Linked DNA regions of Homo sapiens: region 2 is linked to region 1. Evidence: chromatin loops called from intact Hi-C (ENCODE). Cell type or tissue: heart right ventricle. All regions are shown on one strand. Each heading gives the region's core, and the rest is flanking DNA. Links, peaks and the distances in the headings are about the cores only. Region 1 overlaps ZNF423 (zinc finger protein 423). Region 2 overlaps ZNF423 (zinc finger protein 423).

What was found. A loop is a pair of places that touch in the nucleus more often than their neighbours do. Peaks named below come from ENCODE experiments on the same cell type or tissue, not always from the same donor. Only the 100,000 strongest peaks of a DNase experiment are listed, where the experiment ranks them.
Region 2: a loop joins it to region 1, with 2.2 times the contacts of the local background. A loop is called at or near these places in 6 of 110 quality-filtered maps.

What each region holds. Positions count from the first base shown.
Region 1 is chr16:49,648,642-49,658,450 of GRCh38, reverse strand. All of the region lies in intron 3 of ZNF423 (zinc finger protein 423), which reads left to right. Among named protein-coding and RNA genes, the nearest start is that of LINC02179, 190 kb to the right of the region's middle. RefSeq lists an enhancer at 9,229-9,809. In heart right ventricle, for the core only: no CTCF peak of the experiment used is centred there; a DNase peak (open chromatin) is centred at 5,829; H3K27ac peaks cover 1,954 bases.
Region 2 is chr16:49,743,386-49,753,194 of GRCh38, reverse strand. The region is part of intron 2 of ZNF423 (zinc finger protein 423); the gene reads left to right. Among named protein-coding and RNA genes, the nearest start is that of ZNF423, 110 kb to the left of the region's middle. RefSeq lists enhancers at 6,406-6,906, 8,196-8,777. In heart right ventricle, for the core only: no CTCF peak of the experiment used is centred there; a DNase peak (open chromatin) is centred at 4,653; H3K27me3 peaks cover 2,141 bases.

The DNA of each region.
Region 1 (9,809 bases), core at 988-8,987:
GTAGATTTGGATGAGTTTAGGGGTGAGTGGGGCCCTCAGAGGGGCCGCCTGGCTAGCCCAGCACATCCTTGAAAATGCTCTGGCTCTTCTCTTCCTGGCCCTCCTCAGGCCCCGGGCTCCTTGCAGCGCCCAGCCCACCTCTTCTCTCCTGCCTGCCTCTGGCCAGGCACGGTGCTGGGGACACAGCAGCTATGAAGGTGCGCCCTCGTCCCTGCACTGCCCTGTCTGGAGGGGGAGAGGGACAGACCAAGAGCTGCAGTCACTGCAGTATGGGCCAGGGCAGCAGGACTTGCGCCACATCTAGGGCTGCCCAGCCCAGTTTCTGGTGGTTCATGCATGTTTAACCCAATTACATCTTTATTTTAATGGGCATTACAAAAACATCATACTCATGATTTCATCAATATCATGATTTAGGATTACACTTGGGTACCTGACATTGTTAGTCCTGAGGTCGTTGAAAGGACAAGGTTGAGTAATAGTATAGGACACAGACCCTGACGGTGGCCTCTCAGTGACTTGAGCATGGCAAATCCTGGCAGGTGCAGATTAGGGGCTGTGGAGGAGGCTATGCAGGCTGAAAGACATGGCTTCCAAGTCTGACACCACCATCTGTGGCAGTTGTACCTTAGTCAGTGTTGCAGGGAGGACCCCTGAACACAGAGCCTGAAGCAAGGACTTAGTGCACATATGTGGCGAGGAGGCACTCCCAGGAAGTAGGACGGAGGAGACAGGGCCAGGGAAAGGCCGATTTTGGGGTGCAGTGTTGAGCCTGCTGCTGTAGACCACTGGGCTTGAAACTGCCAAAACCTTCGTGTCTGCAGGGTGCCCCAGGAATGGTCTTCAGAGGAGCCCACTGGCTCCAGGCCCTTTTAGGTGAAGGTTGCCCCTGGGGGCATCACCTCCCCTCCCTTTGGGGTCAGACTTGAGACAGGCAGACACCTGGAGGTGGGGCCTCAGGCTCTTTTACTCAGACTGTCCCTGCAGCTGCTGAATTCCCAGGGGGCCACTGGCCATGATGCACACATCAGGTCCCTGAGTTCCTCTGTCCCTCAGCGTTCCCTTCCATAAAATTGGACCAAGCTCATGACTGTCTCCTGGAGCTGCTGGAGGGCACCTGGCACATGGCTGGAGACAGGGAGTGTTTTTGGGGAGTTTCTCCATCCTCCAGATACTTGGGGTGGGACCCTGGGGCTAGGTCCTGGATGGGATTTGACTGAGAAGCAGGGGATCTGTGATTTGAGGTCACACAGTGTGTGCCGCTTGTCTGTGGAAGTCTCCAGCCAAAGGAGCGTGTCACCCTGAGAGGTGTCCAGGCTGAGAATACGGACCCAATCCAGACATCCTGTCAGGCTGGGCTCCACGGGAGGCCACCTCCTTGGCAGAATGCTTGTGCCCCTGAACGGGTGTCACTCCCTCTCTTTCCCTGGGACATGGTGGTTCATAAACTCATATCCCGCGGTGGTTAGGAACACAGCCTCTGAGGTCAGGGAATCCATGTTCAAAGCCCTGCTAGGCCATCTCCACCTGTAAGGCCCTGAGCCTGTCAATTAACCTTTATAAGCCTCAGTTTTCTCATCTATAAAATGGGGCTGGTAATAGGAACACATCAGATTGCTGTGAATATTAAAATGAGACAACTCATTTTTTTTCTTGGAGACAAAAAATAAAATGAGACAACACGTGACATGGATCAAACACCCAAGAAATATGTGGCACTTAATAAACATCATTGATTAGACCTATACGTACATATGCAATGTATGATATAGAATACAAAGTATAATCTATTAATTATTCTTCAGTGTCGCCAGTTGGTCTAAGCTCAGAGTTCTAGCTTGGAGGCATTATGGGGTTTTCTCTGATACTGGCTTTTGGGAAAATTATAAGATGAACTTGGTCATCCATTTACCCACTTGCCTTTTTTTTTCTTTTTTTTTTAAGACAGAGTCTTGCTCTGTCATCCAGGCTGGATGCAGTGGTACAGTCTTGGCTCACTGCAACCTCTGCCCCCTGGGTTCAAGCAATCCTCTTGCCTTAGCCTCCCGAGTAATTGGGGTTACAGGCGTGCACCACCACACCTGGCTAATTTTTATAATTTTAGTAGAGACGGGGTTTCACCATGTTGGCCAGGCTGGTCTTGAACTCCTGACCTCAGGTGATCCACCCGCCTCAGCCTCCCAAAGTGTGTGGGATTACAGGCACGAGCCACTGCACCTGGCCTCCGCTTGCCCATTCTTTATTCGCATTGAGAGCTTCCTCTGTCTGCATCTCTGGTAAGAAAGTCACATAAACCAGCTGCATTCAGTCCTCCGTCTCACCTACACTGCCCCAACGTGGGGCACCACTGTCAGAAGGATTTGCAGTGTAGATGGGATGGAGGACTGGAAGTCAGAAGACCTTTGACTCGGGTCCCTAGGTAGCCAGGGTGGGGGTGGGAGGAGAGAGGGAGGTGGGACAGACACTTGGAGAGTTGGAGACTTGCCCTGGACCCGATGAACAAAACCCCACTGGAGTTACCTCGTGCACCCACTTAGCATTCAGTGCTTCAATTGTATGTGCTCTGCAAGGGAATGACTGCGTGGGTTTGTGGAAGAAAAATAATTCAGTGGTGTGGGTTCAGGGGCGAAGTGACCGTGAGATGGATGCTGTTCTGGGCTTTCGGCTTCCACACTCCCCTCCTGTGGGAGCAGACACCTGTTCAGCATGTTGAGGTCCATGGTGTGTATTTGGGAACACCTTGGCTCTTTCACACAGAGGACATGGCAATTTATTCCAAAAGTGGAGGAAAAGCTGGCTGGGTTGGACTCACTGAAAGGTGGTGCGCCCATCCCCCTCAGTGCCCCAGCAGGGATCCTTGTGAGGGGAGTTGATACTTCTGCTGTCCACAGTGACTTGAGTGTTCAGCCCCCACGTGGAAGGGGACCCCATGCTGATTGTGCAGGGGTTTTCTCCTGCAGGGGCACCTGATCTTGGCTGTTGAGAGCCCTGGGTCGTTGGGGTCACTGATCACTGTTTTCCTTGAAATGGGTTCTGCTTATAGGCTAGTGATTGTTTAACTCTCAGTCATTCGCAGACCTGGAGTTATGGGAGGTCTAGAAAGAGCCCTGGGCTGGGGAGTCCAGATCCCACTTACTCATGAGCTAGTGTTTCAGATAGTGTTGGTGGTTGCCAGGGCCTGTGGAATGGAGTTCTTGGCTCCTTGGCTTGGTATTTAAGGTCTTGACGATGGGCTCTCATTGCACCTTCTAAGCTGCTTCTCCCACTGATACCCAAGCTTCAGCCATGGCTCCCGCCATTGCTTCTCCCAGGAGGCCTTCTCCTCCCATCTCTCTGTATCTGGAGGTCCCAGGCTTTAGTCATTTGCATATCTCTACTGTGATTCTTGCAACATTTGAGTATCACTGATGCTATGATTCACCTAGTATTTGTCTTTGCTGGCTCTTTTGTGGTTAAATTAATTAATTTACTTAATTCTGCAAATGGAAAACCAGTATCATTTACTGTAAGATGACAGTAACCTTAAAAGTAAATAAAAAACAAAACCGAAGAAAATTCCATGCTCACACTATTCCAGACATGAGCTGCTGTGTTCTGGAAATGCTAAGCGTGGACTCTGCCCTCTCTTTTGCTGAAATGCTGGAGAGGAGTTAGAGACAGCCTTTCTCCCTGGCCTAATCTGAAGGCTGACAACAGAATGGAAAGGGCGCTAACTTTCTCATTTGTGCATCAGGGTTATTTAAGACCATCTTGGCTGCGCCCTAAAATGATCACGGGTCCTACCAATGGGAGGTAGCCCATGTTTGGAAGAACACAGATCAGTGGAGCTCCTACTCCTTCTTCAAAGCCCAATTTGAGTGCTCCTGCCTCCCATGATGGCACCTCATCTGTGCATTTCCATTCCCAGCCCTCCCGGGCTTGGAGCTTCTGGCACCCAGTGGCCTTGGCTAAGGGAAAGCTCCCTACAACCCTGCAGGGACAGCATGAGCTCCTTGTCCATGCCCCTGCCTGGGGCCTGTGCTCTACGCCCCCCAGGACGTATTGGACTGCCATCTTCTGTAGGCCCAGATGAACACCAGGAAAGGAGGAAATGAGGACCTACTCTTAGCCATGCAGGAGACCACCCTTCCCACCACCACCTGTGAGATGCTTGGGGAGGTGGGCAGAGCTGGCCCCCAAGTCATGGGTTGGGCTTTCGGGGGCAGTGACCACCATGGCCTGAATGAAGGCTCAGGAGCTGGAGCAGGTGAGGCATGCTCGGTATACATCTTTGATGACAGTGGGTGGTCTTGATGGCTTTCTGGAGATCTATGGAGTCATTCCAAGCTCCTTCTACTTAATTGCTGTGGAAGTCAGGGCCCTCGCCCTCTCTATGTCTCAGATGTCTGATCTGTAAGATGGGGGTTAATGGTGGTAGTGGTCACCACATAGGATGCAGGTGAGAGTTTAACAAAATGGAGCTTACGAAGAGCTTGGCACTGTGTCTGGCCACAGAAAGGGCTCTGCAGAGGCTACCAGTCTGAAGTTCAAAAAGTGGTTCACTATGACAATGCCCCAGACCTAGAAAGATGCAGGAGACACAGGGACACCCCAACCACTCAAATATAAACAGGTAGTGCCCTGAAGTCAGGGAGGATGACAGAGGCAGTCAGGGAAGGCTTCCGGGAGGCAGTGTCTTGAAGGATGGGCATGTGTTAGCCAGGATAGAGTAGGTTTGGCATGCCACAGTGGCAGTACAAGCCTCCAAAAGTGTTGTCCATCTCCCTCCCTGCAAAGGAGAGAGAGCATCTGCTTCCCTCTAAGCCATCAGATGGGGATGCAGCTCTGCACCCCACCCACCCCTTTCCCTGGAGGTGGCAAAGGGGATGACTGAACACTTCTCAGAGGCTCCTGAGCATGTCCAGACCTTAGCTGTAACTTCTGCAGCTAAAATGTGTGGATGGGAAAAATGCTATCCAAACATGCCTAATCCCAATCAGAGGATTATTTTCTTACAGAAAAGCTTCACCTATACTTAATAGTTTTAAATTGTTCCGGGTACCAATTAGACTTTTAATTTTGCTGTTCCCTCCGGCGGCTGGAGGATGTGTGTGGTTTGCGTTTAATCAGAGTTGAATTCTTTTTTTTTTTTTTTTTTTTGGTGGTTCTTGGGGAGGGAAGGAGATGAGGCGCCTGTTCAGGGTTTCCTTCAGGTCCTCCCAAGACTTGTGTAGTGGGTAGAGGTGCTGGGCAGCTCTGAGTTAGGGGTTCTCTGTCTGGGCAGCAGGGGACGCCTCCAGAGTGGGGACCCCAAGTCCCCTCCCACCCGCCTGAGGTTTTGCCGCTGCAGCCCTGCCTGGAGAATCCAATGCCGCGTTAAATATGTGGATTATCCAAAAATTTCTGCAGCAATAGGGTGAGTTATTATTGATTCACAGAGCACGACAAAACATCACTGCATGAATTAGCAAACAGCTGTTTCTAATTTGAGTTTAGAACGGTACACAGAGGAACTTGTTTCTCTGTTCACTCCTTTCATTTATAATGAATTTTAATCACTGCTACAGGTGAGAAAAATGTAGAAACAAGCTTGTATCTTGTGGAAGAAACAAAGGAGAGGCAGATGCTAACAGATTTCCAGTCTGTGATAAAAGGGATGTTTTGGTACACTTTACATGTAATTAGAGCGCAGCTGTTTCCAGTCCCAGGTCCACGAACACGGCCGAATGTGGGCTCTGCCGATCTCCAAAGGGAGTCAAGAAAAACAGTGATTCAACCCCGAAAGCATTTTGCTTTCACTCGAGTGGAGCAGAGCGCCCTTTGCTCAGGCCCTTGGCGGTGTTGCTTCATGAAGCTCACGGAGATGACTTCACAAGGCGCCAACTCCTTGTGAAGAGGCGGGCAGGCGATGTCAGGGTGCGCAGGAGGTCCACGCCAGGAGGCTGGCAGGAGAACCTTCCGGAGCTCCTGAGCTCCTCGTGCCCCTGGGGAGTCCCTTGTAGGGGCAGACTTGGGGGGCTCTTCCTTGCTGGCAGGAGTTGATCACTAGGCTCCTCTTTAGCAAGTTTGATCACAGCCAGCTCTCGGGTGAGCTGATGAGCACTGGCTTTTTTTTTTTCCCCTTTCCTAGTCTGTTTAATTTCTGCAATAAAACTCGAGCTCAATTGCATTTTCAATATCAGTGCTAAGTAAATTTGTCTAAGGGATGGAGCTGCCTGGCAGGCTGTGTGTTCTGCGAGGTCAGAGGCTTCAAGGGGAAAGGTGGACGCGTCCTTGCCCTGCATGTCCAGCAGCCATGTGGGGGCGGGGGAGGGAGTGTTCTGGGAGTCTGAGCCTCATCCCCCACCCCCTCCACCATGAGCTGAGGGACCCACATCCAAGCCATGGATGGCTCCCAGTACCTTAGATTCTCTGTTTGTGTAATGAGAGCGTTGGGCTCCATCTGTATAATGAGGGGTCTTGAAGCTCCTTTCAGGGCTGATGTCCTGGGATTGTAAATGGCAGGGGCCCTCTGAGAATTTTGGCAGGTTGAGTTTGCTTTGTTTGAAAACCATCTTGTGCACGGGTAACTGTAGGTTTAGCTTAGACCCTGTTGGTTATCAATCAGGGCTCAGGGAGGTGACACTGTGTCTTGTGTCCCCTCAAACCATTCCAGCCATTGCCAGCCTCTCCTTGTCCTGTGACCACCTTATGGTGATTTGGGAGCCAGTAGCCAGTGACTATTTTAGGCATTATAGAACATTTGTCATATATAACGCCTTACAGATATTCACTGATTTCATCTTTAAAACAACTCTATAGTTGGGTCTATAAATAGTCATCCCCATTTTACAGATGTGAAAACTGAGACAGGTTTCTCCATCTGTAAAATTGAGCAAGGGTCATTCACTTGGCTAAGGTCACACACATAGTAAGTGGGGGAGCTGGGAGTCTAAGCCCTGCTGCCGGCTCTCAGCCACCAGGCAAACACAGATGTCTCCAAGGCCCGGGACACCCCCTAATGGTGAGGGAAGTCCTGGGGTGCTGGGCATGCAGGGGGGTGGGGGTCCCTCCTCCAAGAAGCCCCAGCTGAGCTCCATCTTCCACATGCCAGATGCAGAGTCTGTGCTCCCAGGCCTTCTTCTCCTTCAAGAAAAACCGTAAGTGGGCCAGGCGTGGTGGCTTATGACTGTAATCCCAGTGCTTTGGGAGGCTGAGGCAGGAGGATCCCTTGAGGCCAGGAGTTTGAGACCAGCCTGTGCAACATAGAGAGACCCTGTCTCTACAAAAAAAAAAAAATTAAAATTAGCCAGGCATGGTGGCACGCACCTGTGGTCCCAGCTACTTGGGAAGCTGAGGCAGGAGGATCGCTTGAGCCCAGGAGGTTGAGTCTGCAGTGAGCCATGATTGCATCACTGCACTACAGCCTAGGTGACAGAGGGAGACCCTGTCTCTAAGAAAAAAGAAAAAAAAAAAGCCAAAAGTGACTGTGAATTAAGGAACAACAACAACAAAAAGTTGGGAATTCTTGATTTGTAAATGTTGGCATTTTCACAAAATCACTAATACTGATAACTGGGTGGCCCCCAGACTGTCCAGTGGGAGGACAGCCATGATGACCTATGACCCATTGCTCAGGGCATCATTTCTCCCAGTCCAGCTGGCTAAGAGCCCTGGGTTGGAAGTTCAGGCCTAGCTCTTCCAGTCACTTTGTGATGTCAGGATGTGACCTAACCTCTCTGTTCTTTTTCCTCATTACTGGGGTGACCACACAACTTACTGTGTAAGCTCAGCTGTTTATGAGGGTGAGAGGGATTCACTAACTGAATGGGATGCTGGGTTCCATCCCAGGATGCCTGGGTGTGTGGCCCCCCACTTACTCGTAATATGGGGATAATAACAATAACAAAACCACCATGACCACCACCACTGCACAGAGTTGCTCCAGATGTCAAATGGATAATGGGTGTGAGGTGCTGCGCAAAATGTTAAATGCCCTGTAGATTATGGGATTTACGATGAATGATAATAGTGTCAGTTACATTAGGAACCCCTTTATCTTATTTAGCCAATGTTCATCCAATGTTTAGCAGTATGTAAACATTAACCACTTTGTAAGGTAGTTACTTTTAGTTTCCCCAGGACATGGGCACTCAGAGAGGGGCAGTAATTTTCCCATGGTCTCACAGCTAATGATGGCTGAGCAAGCCAGTGCACACTCTTACTCATGGCTCTGCTGTCCCTCAGGGCTGACGTCTCCCTGCAATTGACTGAGTTTCTTCAAGCTTAGCAGCCTAAGCTAAGTTTTGAGTCCCTGGAAGTTTTGTTAAGGGCCTTGGTGGCAGCTGTTCACTGTCACATGGCATTTCAGCAGCCCCCAGAGCTGGCTGGAGAAGGGCAGGCCTGGTCAGTCTCTGTCTTTGAGATGTCCAGTGACCTCTGAGTCTTTTTTCTCCCAAACCGAAGGAATGATCCCTACTTTTCCTTGCTTATACTTTGGGGATGATGAGATCCCATTCGTAAGAAACTCTCAGCTCCCTGGAGGAGGAATGAGTGAATAGGTGCTGCTATTATTTTTGCTAATAGCATAATTCTAACTCGAGATTTCAGGAAGAGCCATGTCAGCTTCTGGTCACCTTTGTGGAGCTCCTTGGCTTACCTCTGAGGAAAGAACCTCCAATAGCCTCATCCCTTTCCTTTCCCAGGGTGGACTTTTGATGTCCCAGGGGTCAAACTTAATCCTTTACACTTCTCCTGTCAGATATCTAGGTGCAGTACTGATGTTACAATTGAAGGGATTCTCTCTCTCTCTCTCTCTCTCCCTGTGTGTGTGTGTGTGTGTGTGTGTGTGTGTACTTCAAAGCAGTAAAGGGTTTCTTTAGTGTTTAATGTTTAAACAGTAATTAATTGACACGGAGATTGGACAGATAAGAGCATAGAAACCTAAGAATGCTGGGTACCTCTACACCCTTTGGAAAACTGGATATTTAGAGCAGGCATCCTAAATATGTGCTGAATTAAAAAACCACCCGAACTAGGAGATAGTAGAGAGCTGGGATACCTACCACCTGAGACTTACTCTGTACCCAGGGCAGGCACAGACATCATTAAGTGATAACAGACTGTAAGAGCTACAAAGCCTCTTAGAGACCTGTTCGTCGGATTCTCTCTATCAAGAGATGGGGAAATGAAAGCACAAAGAGGGGATATGCTTGCCCATGGTTACACAGTTCTGGAATCTGAACCTGGTCCAGTAGTGATCTCATCCACTATGGCTCATGGCTCCACCCTCTGGGCTTGAGGTTCTGCCCGCTTAGTCATCCCTTTTTTCCCCATGAAAGGTAGCATGTACTTTCATCTGAGTAGTTTTATTAACCTGTTTCCTGCTTGTGAAGTTTTGGGTGTCCAACAGACTTCTTTCATCCTGTACTCTCTCTGTCCTTTTTGGTTTAAGCTGGCAGTGTTTCTGTCAGTATAAACTTTTCAAGAACCTTGTGAGTCTCCTGTGTATGTCATGGGTATTTTCTCCATTATTCAAGATGGTCCTCTACAGATATTTCCTGGATAATCCCTTCTCTACTTTTGTCTTTTGCTGAGATTGCTCCAGAGCAATACCCCCAAATTTCCTAGATGCTCTCTAATTTGATCTAGGAGATCTGTGAGTCACACCCTTAATCTCACCAAAGAGCCTTTGTTGTGACTGAATACTCAATACTCTGGCATTTTGATTTTCCTGAGATATTAGCAATATGTGCAGTCCTACCTTCAGCTTTTTCTCCGGAGCATGCTTTCTTGTAAGTAAATCTCTTAGAGTTTTTTTTTTCTTTTTTCTTTTTTTTTTGAGATGGAGT
Region 2 (9,809 bases), core at 1,204-9,203, 95 kb before region 1:
TTGGCTCACTGCAACCTCTGCCTCCCGGGTTCAAGTGATTCTCCTGCCTCAGTCTCCCAAGTAGCTGGGACTACAGGCTCACGCCACCACGCCTGGCTAATTTTTGTATTTTTAGTAGAGATGGGGCTTCACCATGCTGGCCAGACTGGTGTTGAACTCTTGCCCTCAAGTGATCCACCTGCCTCAGCCTCCCAAAGTGCTGGGATTACAGGCGTGAGCCACTGTGCCTGGTCGATTTTCTGATGATTATATTCCTTGCTGCCTAGTGGATTTTGTCTCTGCGGTTGACTGCTGTGTTCCCAGCCCAGGACATTGCCTGGCACACAGCAGCCCCGCAGTCCTGACTTGTTGAGTGGGTGAGGACATGTGAGGCTCATGCTACCCTCTCTGTTACCTTGAATGAGCTCCACAGCAACCTCCCATTTTACAGATGAAGAAATGGAGGTTCAGAGAGGTTAAGTAATTAACCTAGGGTCACACGGGGATGCATCTCCAGTCAGTAGAAGGTCAAGCCCATGCCCTCAGTTGTCCCGATGAATTTGTGCAGGTTTTTTCTCCTCCTGATCAGCCCGTGGGGTCTGTTCTGTGCTCTGTGACCTCCTGGAGCAAGCCTGCTTGCTCTATGGGCCACCCTCCTGTGGTCCCTAGACAGTCTCCCTGGCCTCCCTGGGCTCCCCTTTGAAAAGGACAGGAGGCTTGGAGAGATATCCAGGGCTAGAGTTCTCTGGTGATGTTGCTATGGTCAGAAAGGGGGACCAGCCTTGCTCCCCCAGACCCCTACTGGGTCAAATGGCTGGTGCTGTGGATGCCCAGGTGGTTATGCAAGGGTTTCTGTGGCTGGGACACCGTCAGGAAGGGATGTTGAAGACCCCAGGCCCAAGCCATGTGGGGTGGGGGAGGGCCACTGGTGTGCACCCCCTCTCCCAATTCCGGTGTGCAGTTCTTGCCTGGGGGCCATGGAAGCCAGGCGAGGCATCAGGCCACCTGTTTGCAATGCCTTCCTGGGCCACGTCACGGGCACAGTGGCCCGCATTCTTTGATTCCTGAGGTAGTGAATATCAGGCAGGGGGAAATGTGGCCACACAATTCTGCTTTCTTCTGCAGGAGCTGGATTTGGGGGTGAGCACTTTGATACGGGCCAGGAGAGCCTGGGGTGGGCACTAGGGGTCCTGAGATGAGCTGCTGCTCTGCATTTGCTCCCTCCTTGCTGTGGGGTTTTGGCCAAGACCTTGCCCTCCCTGGGCTGTGGGGGCCTCTTCACTGTCCTGCCTGGGTGGGAGTTTGAGTTCTGAACCACTGAACCTTAGCCTTGGAAGGAAGAAAAACAGACTGTGGCTCCAGTGCACCTCTGGGGCAGACAACACCAAGCTCCACTCTCTGTCATAGTTGCTGAGTTGGCAAGGCTGATCCCATCATTATTTTGGGGAGCAGAGCCCATGCATGGGTGGTACTGCTTCTTCCTCTCCCGACACTCAGAAGCCCAGCATGGGTTTGAAGATCATTTACTCTTTAATAAATCAGAAGACTAGTTCTGGCTGAGGTCATGATGGGATTTGAACCCAGGTCTGACCTTGCAGCCAGTGCCCAGGCCAAGGCACTTTGCATGGAGCTGGGTACATATTGCTAACTCAGAACTCTCATGTTAGAAATGTTTCCCAATAAGATTTGACCAATTTAGGCTGGGCACGGTGGCTCATGTGGGCTCCCATCTCTGCCTCCCAAAGTGCTAGGATTACAAGGTGGGAGGATTGCTTGTGGCCAGGAGTTGGAGACCAGCTTGGGCAACATAGTAAGACTTCATCTCTACAACAGATTTTTGAAAAAAACTAGCCAGGTGTGGTGGTGCTTGGGAGGCTGAGGTGGGAGGATCACTTGAGCCCAGGAGTTGGAGGCTGCAGTGAGCTGTGATAGCACCACTGCACTCCAGCCTGGGTAGCAGAATGAGACCCTGTCTCATACAACAACAACAAAAATAAAAGATTTGACCAAGCTGAGTTATTTTAAAGTACGGAGGCTGTCAAACAGTCTTGTATGTGACATGAGCACCTGCAGTCTATCTTCAGTCTGGAGTTCCCATGTGTGCCTTGAATGGAGTTGTGTGCACTGGACTCTGGGCCGCTTGAGGGGCTCTCCCAGCACCTTCTGATTTCAGGATTTGATGGCGTGTCCTGGGCCTTCCTCGGGCCTTTCGTCGCCGTCGGGCCTCTGTCTCTCAGCTCTGTGCTGTAGACACACTGGCCTCCGCTTGGTTCTTGGAGTGCACGATGCTCCATGCCTCAGGTTCCTTTGTGCTTGCTGCTCCCCATCACTGTCACCATCACCGTCTGGTTCCCTGCAGCTTGGCTCACGCTGCTTCCTCAGTGAGGCTCTCCCTCCCTCACCACTCTGGCTGGAGCTGGCGTCTTCCAGCCCCTGTCACGTCAATTATTTTATTTCCTTGGATGCGCTGATCACTCACAGCAATGATTTTATTTCTCTATTTATGCATCTTCTGTCTTTTTCCCCACTAGAGGGTAAACTCCCTGAGAGGATCTGTCCACCTCATTCCCGGTTTTGCTCTGGGACAGTCCCTGGCACGTTGCAGGGTCTCCGTGAGTGTTTTGTGAGTGCACAGATGGCCTTAAATGCCCCTGCGCCTCTCTTCTGGAGAGGAGCGTCTGGCTGACCCTGGGGGCTCTGGCCCTCCTCCCTGTGTCTGGCTGACACGTCTTCTGTGACTCAGTGCTGGCAGTTGGCAGAAAGAGAGGAAGGTACCTCCCAGAGGAGTCTGCTTCCCAGAAACACCCAGCCCACTTCCCCCACCTGGGATCCCCCAGGACAGAGGAATGCAGGGACTTCTTGGAAACCCCTGACTTGGCCCCTGGAGGGTGATGACTTGAAGCCCCATATTTAAATGTTAGTGACAAAACCCAGGAAGCCTCACAATTTTGTGCCTAGGAAGGGGTATTGGTGGAGGAGAAAGAGGAGAGGAAGCCGCCAACTGAGAATTCCCAGAGTAGGAATTTCCTAAACTTTTCCCCAGATCACTGGGTGCAAGGAAGCAGCCCCGATGTGACTCACCCCGAGCAGCAGCATGATAGGTGAGCTTGCACTTGCCTGCACAGGTGTGAGTGACAGCCAGAGATGGGCTGTTCGGCAAGGTATGGGCTGACGGCAGCCTTCCCTTCAAGGTCAGCCCCAACTCTCCACCACATGGCCCTTTCCATCTGCACGGATGGACTGGGATGTGGGGAGAGTGGATGGCAGCAATGCTGAAGCAGGTGGCCCCCTGAATTGCACCTCCAGAGACACATGCGTTCGCGGGAGGGAGAATCTCCTTAATGCAAAGACTCCCAGGGTGAACCCATTTGCAAAGCGAGGAAACCTTTTCTAAGATAGAAACCCCACCCCCACCCCTCCCCAATTCACTACTGGGGCCTGTTCACATTTAACTAGGAGTTGTGGACCCGTGTGATTTCCCTCCAGACGAAACTTTAAAGGCAGACTCTCAAAACGATCCCTGGAAGAGATGACCATGGCCCAGGGGCGAGTGGAACAAAGTGTAGAAAGGTTACAAATCAGCGTGTGGCGCAGGATCCCATTCGCACACGGCGATTGCTGCGCGTGTCCGTAAACGCAGGAGAGGATGTGCGGGATCGCGCTCATCAAAGTGGTCACAGCCCCAAGCTCTGGTAGTGAGATTTCAGGTGTTTTTTACTATTTTTCTTTATACTTTTCTGTATGGCTTGTATCTTTGACATCAGTCGCAGTTATCTTTGTAATCAGAAATAACAGTAAAGCATCGTTTTTTTCTGGGAAGGAAAGATACTCAGAAACACAGAAGCAGTTCTGGGGAGAAAGCCGGGTAAGACCACAGGCTGGCCGAATGCACGCCCTGCATCCCTGTCAAGGTCAGGACCTGGGATGCTTGTTGCAGTGTGGGCAGATTCCCCGGCATGGGCGTTTCTTGTGGGGGTGGGCTGGGTCCTTCCTGCACCCACTCCTGCTCCTGGCATAGCCCAGGGCTCCCAGGGGACCTCACTTCTGGGGCTTCTGTCTTTGGTGAGACTTGGTGCTGCTAGATACCCCTGTGGAGTGGTGCCTTGGCTTGAGAGGAGGTTACTCTCCTATGCTGTTTCGCCACCTTCCTCGTCTCTTTATTTAATGCCGTGGAGATGGGACCGTAGCCCCTGGACTCCATAGAAACCGCATTGTCCATGTGGAAAAGCTGCAGCCTGTGGTCACGCTGGTCTTTACCATGCGCTGGACTTCTCTGTTGACCTCTTTCTGCATGAGAGGGGTGCACACAGCGGGGCTCAGAACCTGGTATCCCGGGAAGCACCTCGATGCTCAGAAGAAGCTGGAACCCCTCTTCTACCACCCTCTAGCAGTGACCTTCCCCCTCGGGGCCTCAGTTTCCCTATCTGTAATAGTACCTCTGTCATAGGGCAGGGGGTCACAGGTGGGTACCCATCAAGATACTTTCCCATCCTCCCATCCCTGCACGGAAAAGGGGCTTCGCTGGAAAGATTTCCAGAAACTGTTTTGAACTCTGACCCTGGCCATGTCTTGCCTGTAGTAAGTGATCAGGTGATGTCACCCGGTGTGATTTCTTAGCAACCAGCTACTTTGGTCGGCCAGCTGGCAGATGTTCTCCTACGGAGAGAGTTGGAGTAATTTTTTCCGTTCGATGTGCACTCCTGGAAGGGGGCCAAGACGCGTTTTAGGCAGTACCTGGCTCCTCCTTGAATTAGGCCGTTTTCCATTCTCATCTCCCCGAAGGTGGTTTTCCAGCCTCAGCCATGACTCACAATCTCAGCATACCCACAGGAGGGTCAGAAAATTGGTGAGAAGTGATTTTCTTTTTAAACTCAGAGGTGGAAAATCTGCATTTACTGAAAAATGACTAACTTGGTGTTGTCCAGCAATGGGGCTTGTCCAAGAAGGTCTGCTTTATGGAATGATGTGCATGACTTTAATCACCTCAGTCTACCTTCATTCATCCATTCAACACGGGGTTATTGTGCACCTACTACGTGCCAGGCACTGTTCTAGGTGCTTCGGATTCCACAGTGAACAGATAGAAGTTCCTGCTCTGAGAGAACAATATACTTAGGTCTTATTTGTTTATTTATTTATAGAGACAAGGTCTCACTTATTGCCCAGGCTGGCCTTGGATTCCTGGGCTAAAGTGATCCTCCTGCCTCAGCCTCCCAAGTAGCTGGGACTACAAGTGACAGCCACTGTGCACCTCAGTACCATTTATTCAAGCTCATCCCCTAACCAGGGCTAGGCTCCTCCACACCGGAGGGAGGGAAGGAGCACAGGGCTGGGGCAATAGCCCTGGTTCTGCCACTAACTTGCCTTGTGCCCTGGGGACAATCTCTTGCGTCACAGATTCTGAGAAAGCGCTGGATTGGATTGGCTGTCTTCTTCAGTGCCTTCTCCATCTAAAATTCTGTGCTTCCCTGTGGTTCTCCAATTTATTCACTGTTCTTTTAAAAACTTTTATGATCTAAAAATTTTCAGTGGCTCAGCAATGGTGTTTTTTTTTTTTTTAAATGAAATATCTCAGATAAACAGAAGAGAATAACGACTGTCCAGGATATACCTTTCAGCTTAAGGAATCGTTCACCCAGCTGAGTGCCAGAGTGCCCTACTCTTCCTGCCCCGTTAGGGCTTGGCATTCATCACTTCCCTGTATGCCTTGCTTCTGGAGATATGTGATATTTAATTATAGATGATATCAATTCTTCATTTCCCTGTATGTCTTGTTTCTGGAAATACATATAAATGGTATTTAAATACTACTGATATACATGTTTTAAAACAATATAGATACCATATTTTACCATATAGATAGTTTATCTTTAGCAACTTGCTTTTTTTTTCCCTCTCTCAACATTATGTTTGGAAGATTAATCCGTGTTGATACATGTAGCTGTTTCATTAATTTTAATTGCTGCATGGTGTCCACTCTGTAAATGTACCACAATCTATCTATCGATCTGCTGTTCATGGAGATGTAGATGCTAATTTTTTTTGGCTATTACAAATCATCCTGCAGCAGATACTCTCACGGCGGACTTTCACAAACAGGAGTTTTCTAGGATATAAGCTTCTGTGGGCAGTGACTGAGTCGAAGGGCATGGCTCAAACTCTTTCCCCCGATCTCTGTCTGCCCGCTCTGCTCTCCCCACTTTAAGTACCTTCTTTCCCGGTGGTTCTAGCATATCTCCGGATTGTGTCTTAGTGTCCCCACTTGGGTCATGGGCCGAGCTCGGAGGTCAGGGAAAGGTCAGGATGCTACGGCTAGGGGTGCCACAACTGCTGAGCACTGCTGGGCACCGTGAGGTGCTGCTTCGGGTAGATGGGCTCCAGCTGTTAGGAGGAAGTAGTTCTTTTGCTTCTTGCCCTGAGCTGTCTTAGAAAGCGCCCAGTCTTGGCTGGGCGTGGTGGTTCACGCCTGTAACCGCAGCACTTTGGGAGGTCGAAGTGGGTGGTTCACCTGAGGTCAGGAGTTCCAGACCTGCCTGGCCAGCTAACCCCATTTCTACTAAAAATGCAAAAATTAGCCAGGTGTGGTGGTGGGTGCCTGTAGTCCCAGCAACTCAGGATGCTGAGGCGGGAGAATCTCTTGAACTCAGGAGGCGGAGGTTGCAGTGAGCCGAGATTGTGCCACTGCTCTCCAGCCAGGGTGACAGAGCAAGATTCTGTCTCAAAAAAAGAGAAAGTACCCTGTCTTTTTGGCAATAGCAGTAGGTGAGCAGATGAAAGAAGCCTGGGTTTGTGCTTCACTGTGATTGATAAGGGCAACCCCAGGCTATGACCTTTAGCTTGTCCTCTTTTGAGGTGGGGAAGCTGAGGCTCGATGAGTCCAAGCAGATCTGAGATATCTGTGAGACCCGCTCTCACAGGAAGCTGCTCTGCTCTTTGTCCCACATTTTCTTCCCGCACCCAGTGGCCAGGTGATTCCTTTAACGGTGCAGGAAATTAATCCTGCACTTTTATAGGTGGGGAAACAGAGCCTGGAACAGCAGGGGCCAACATTGCATTCCACTCACAGAATGCCCTCCACACAGAGTTGATGTAGGATGTTGTTACAGGTGGGGAAACTGAGGCTCGGGGAGAGGAAGTGACTGGCCTGAGGTCATGCCAAGAGTTAGGGACAAAGCTCAGATGAAATTACGTACTTCCTCAGATCCCCCTGCACCTGTCCTCATTTTAGGGTATTTCTCTGCCCTGAGTAAGCTGGTGTTGGGGCGCAGATCCCAGTTGGACCTTCTGTGGGGTGAGGGGATAGTTCACTGGGTCCCAGTCCCCTCAGCTCCATCCCCGTGGGCTCCCCATAGAGAGTCCTTTCCTGCCTTTGATGCAAATTCTTGCACTTTCCTGATAATATTCTGGGCTCTTCTTAACACGAGGGGGTCAGCGGCAAGGCATCTCGGCAATTTATAATTCTTGAAAATTCTGTTTGGTGACACGAGTTAGCATTTAATAGACACCCTGCCACCTCCTCTCTCCCTATTGTGACAAGCTCCTGGCAGAATCCTTTTGAGACTAAGGGTAATTGCACCACGCTGCGAACGGGAAGACCACGTCGCGCTCGAGTGCGCCTCAAAAATGTCTTCACAATAGACAGTCAGGTACGAGTTTGCTGGGCTTCAAGGTAATGATTTAAACTTAATTTGACCCTTGATGAGGGAGCCCATGTTTCTGATCAGATGCAGTCTTTAAGTTTGGGCTTGCCTGCCATGCCTTCAATAGTAGCACAAATAATTCCTTCATAACAAGTGCCTTTCAGAGGATGTCTGCTGCTGACAGCTAATATAGAATTATTGCCCCTGAATGCATTTCTGTAATTACTTCCCAGAGATCTGTCTTTGTGTTAGAAGACATTTCGCACTTTAGTAACATAAGTGTTTTGGGAGAGCACGAGCAATAATTATGAGCAGTCTTTCTGTGAAAATAAACCTAAAAAAATTATAAAAGCTAATGGTAAAATTGGTTAGAGCCAGGGAGGAATTTCATCTGAATTTGATTCATGTATATTTATTCTGAGTATAATAACCTTTCCTGCATGGAAACTTTTTTTTTTAAACAAAAGCAATAATGATACAAAGAGCCCGCTTTCTAATTTTTGAGCCAGACCGAAACTGAAAACTGATTAAAAGTGACAAGTTACTCAAGAATGAAGAAAGAAGCCTGATCGTGGAGCTCTGATAGGAGACATTTGCGGTAATGGAAAATGAAATGATTCACAGTGTGATCAATAAAAAATTAGCAGCATTTAATAAAAGGTTTCTGCTTCATGTTGACTAAAGAACATCGCCAGCAGTTTGAAATCCGAGTTAAGTGATGGTTTGAGGAGGAGCCTGGGGGTGGTGAGTGGGGTGTGGGGTGTGCGTGTGCATGTAGATCACACTGATATTGGCCATCAGGCAGAGGCAGCCAGGTCCCTGGGGTGGGTCTGGAAGTTTCCTTGGTGCGGTTCACTTGACCTTTGGCCTGTGGCTAATCCCCCCATGTCTCTGCATCTCTTTGCCTAGGAATGTGAATCCAGGGGTCCTAGGCTGCCAAACAGGCCTTGCTGTCACTGGCTGGGGGGTCTGAGTGCAGTCCCCATCAAAACCCTGACCCCGAGCTGGGTACACCCCAACCCCGAGCTGGGGACACCCTGGCTGGCCACATGTGTGCTGAGCGTGGGGACACCCCGCCTGGCCTCGTGTGTGCTGGGCCTGGGGACACCCCACCTGGCCATGTGTGTGCTCGGCCTGGGGACACTCCACCTGGCCACGTGTGTGCTCAGCCTGGGGACACCCCGCCTGGCCATGTGTGTGCTCGGCCTGGGGACAGCCTGCCTGGCCACATGTGTGCTGAGCATGGGGACACCCTGCCTGGCTGTGTGTGTGCTGAGGCTTCTCGGACCTCTGTGGCAGACGTGTCATGCTGCCCAGGCCATTGGCTTTGTTCTGTGCCTTGCTTCCAGAATCCAGGTTTCTGGAGACATCAGAGAATGTCTTACAGCCCACTTGTGGGGCTCCAAACACCCTCTTGGGGACTGACGGGAAGTCGGCAGAAAGCCGGCAGACCTGAGCAAGTGGATGAGGGTAAGCGGTGGGGAGACCCCTGGGGTCTCCTGGAGGAGCCAGCTGCTTGCATGGATCCTTGGAGGTGGGCTGAGGCTGCCACCCTCCTCCAGTGAGTGGGTGCCTAGATGGGGGTTTACTGGGAGCGGCTCCTTGGAATCTGAGTGTACTCCTCCTGGGGTGGGATAGCACGGGAAAGCCACTCCACGAGTCCTGCTCCCTTTTCTCCAGGCGCCACTTCCGTATTCCCTGGAACGTGGCTGCGCACCAGGCTGTCTCCATGCCTGGCAACTGGTTAATTTTTAAAGGCTTTTTGTGGAGCCTCTGCACTGCGACTGGAGGGAGAGGGGGCTCCCCTGGCCCTCCAGGCCCACCTGGAGGCTCGTTGGTAGGAGGATCATTGGTGGGAAGGGAGCTGCTGGCTTTTGGGTTATAATAGAGGCCCTAGAGCCGGGTCTGGGGAGTCCCTTGAGCCCCCTGTGTCCCGGGGCAGCAGGCAGGACCAGGGGCCTGCTTCGGGCTTCATTCCTGTTGTCCCATCCCTCCCTGGAAATACAGACCTGTGGCTGGATCTTTAAATGTCAGAGTGGGAAGGGCCCTTCCAGACAGCTTCTTCAACACATCCTTATTAATCACCTGCTGTGTACCAGGCCCTATGCTGGGTGCTGAGAGGTGGAGAAGGGGGAAGCAGAGTGAACAAAACTGATGCGGACTTGCCTGCCTGGAGCTTGCATGCCCAGG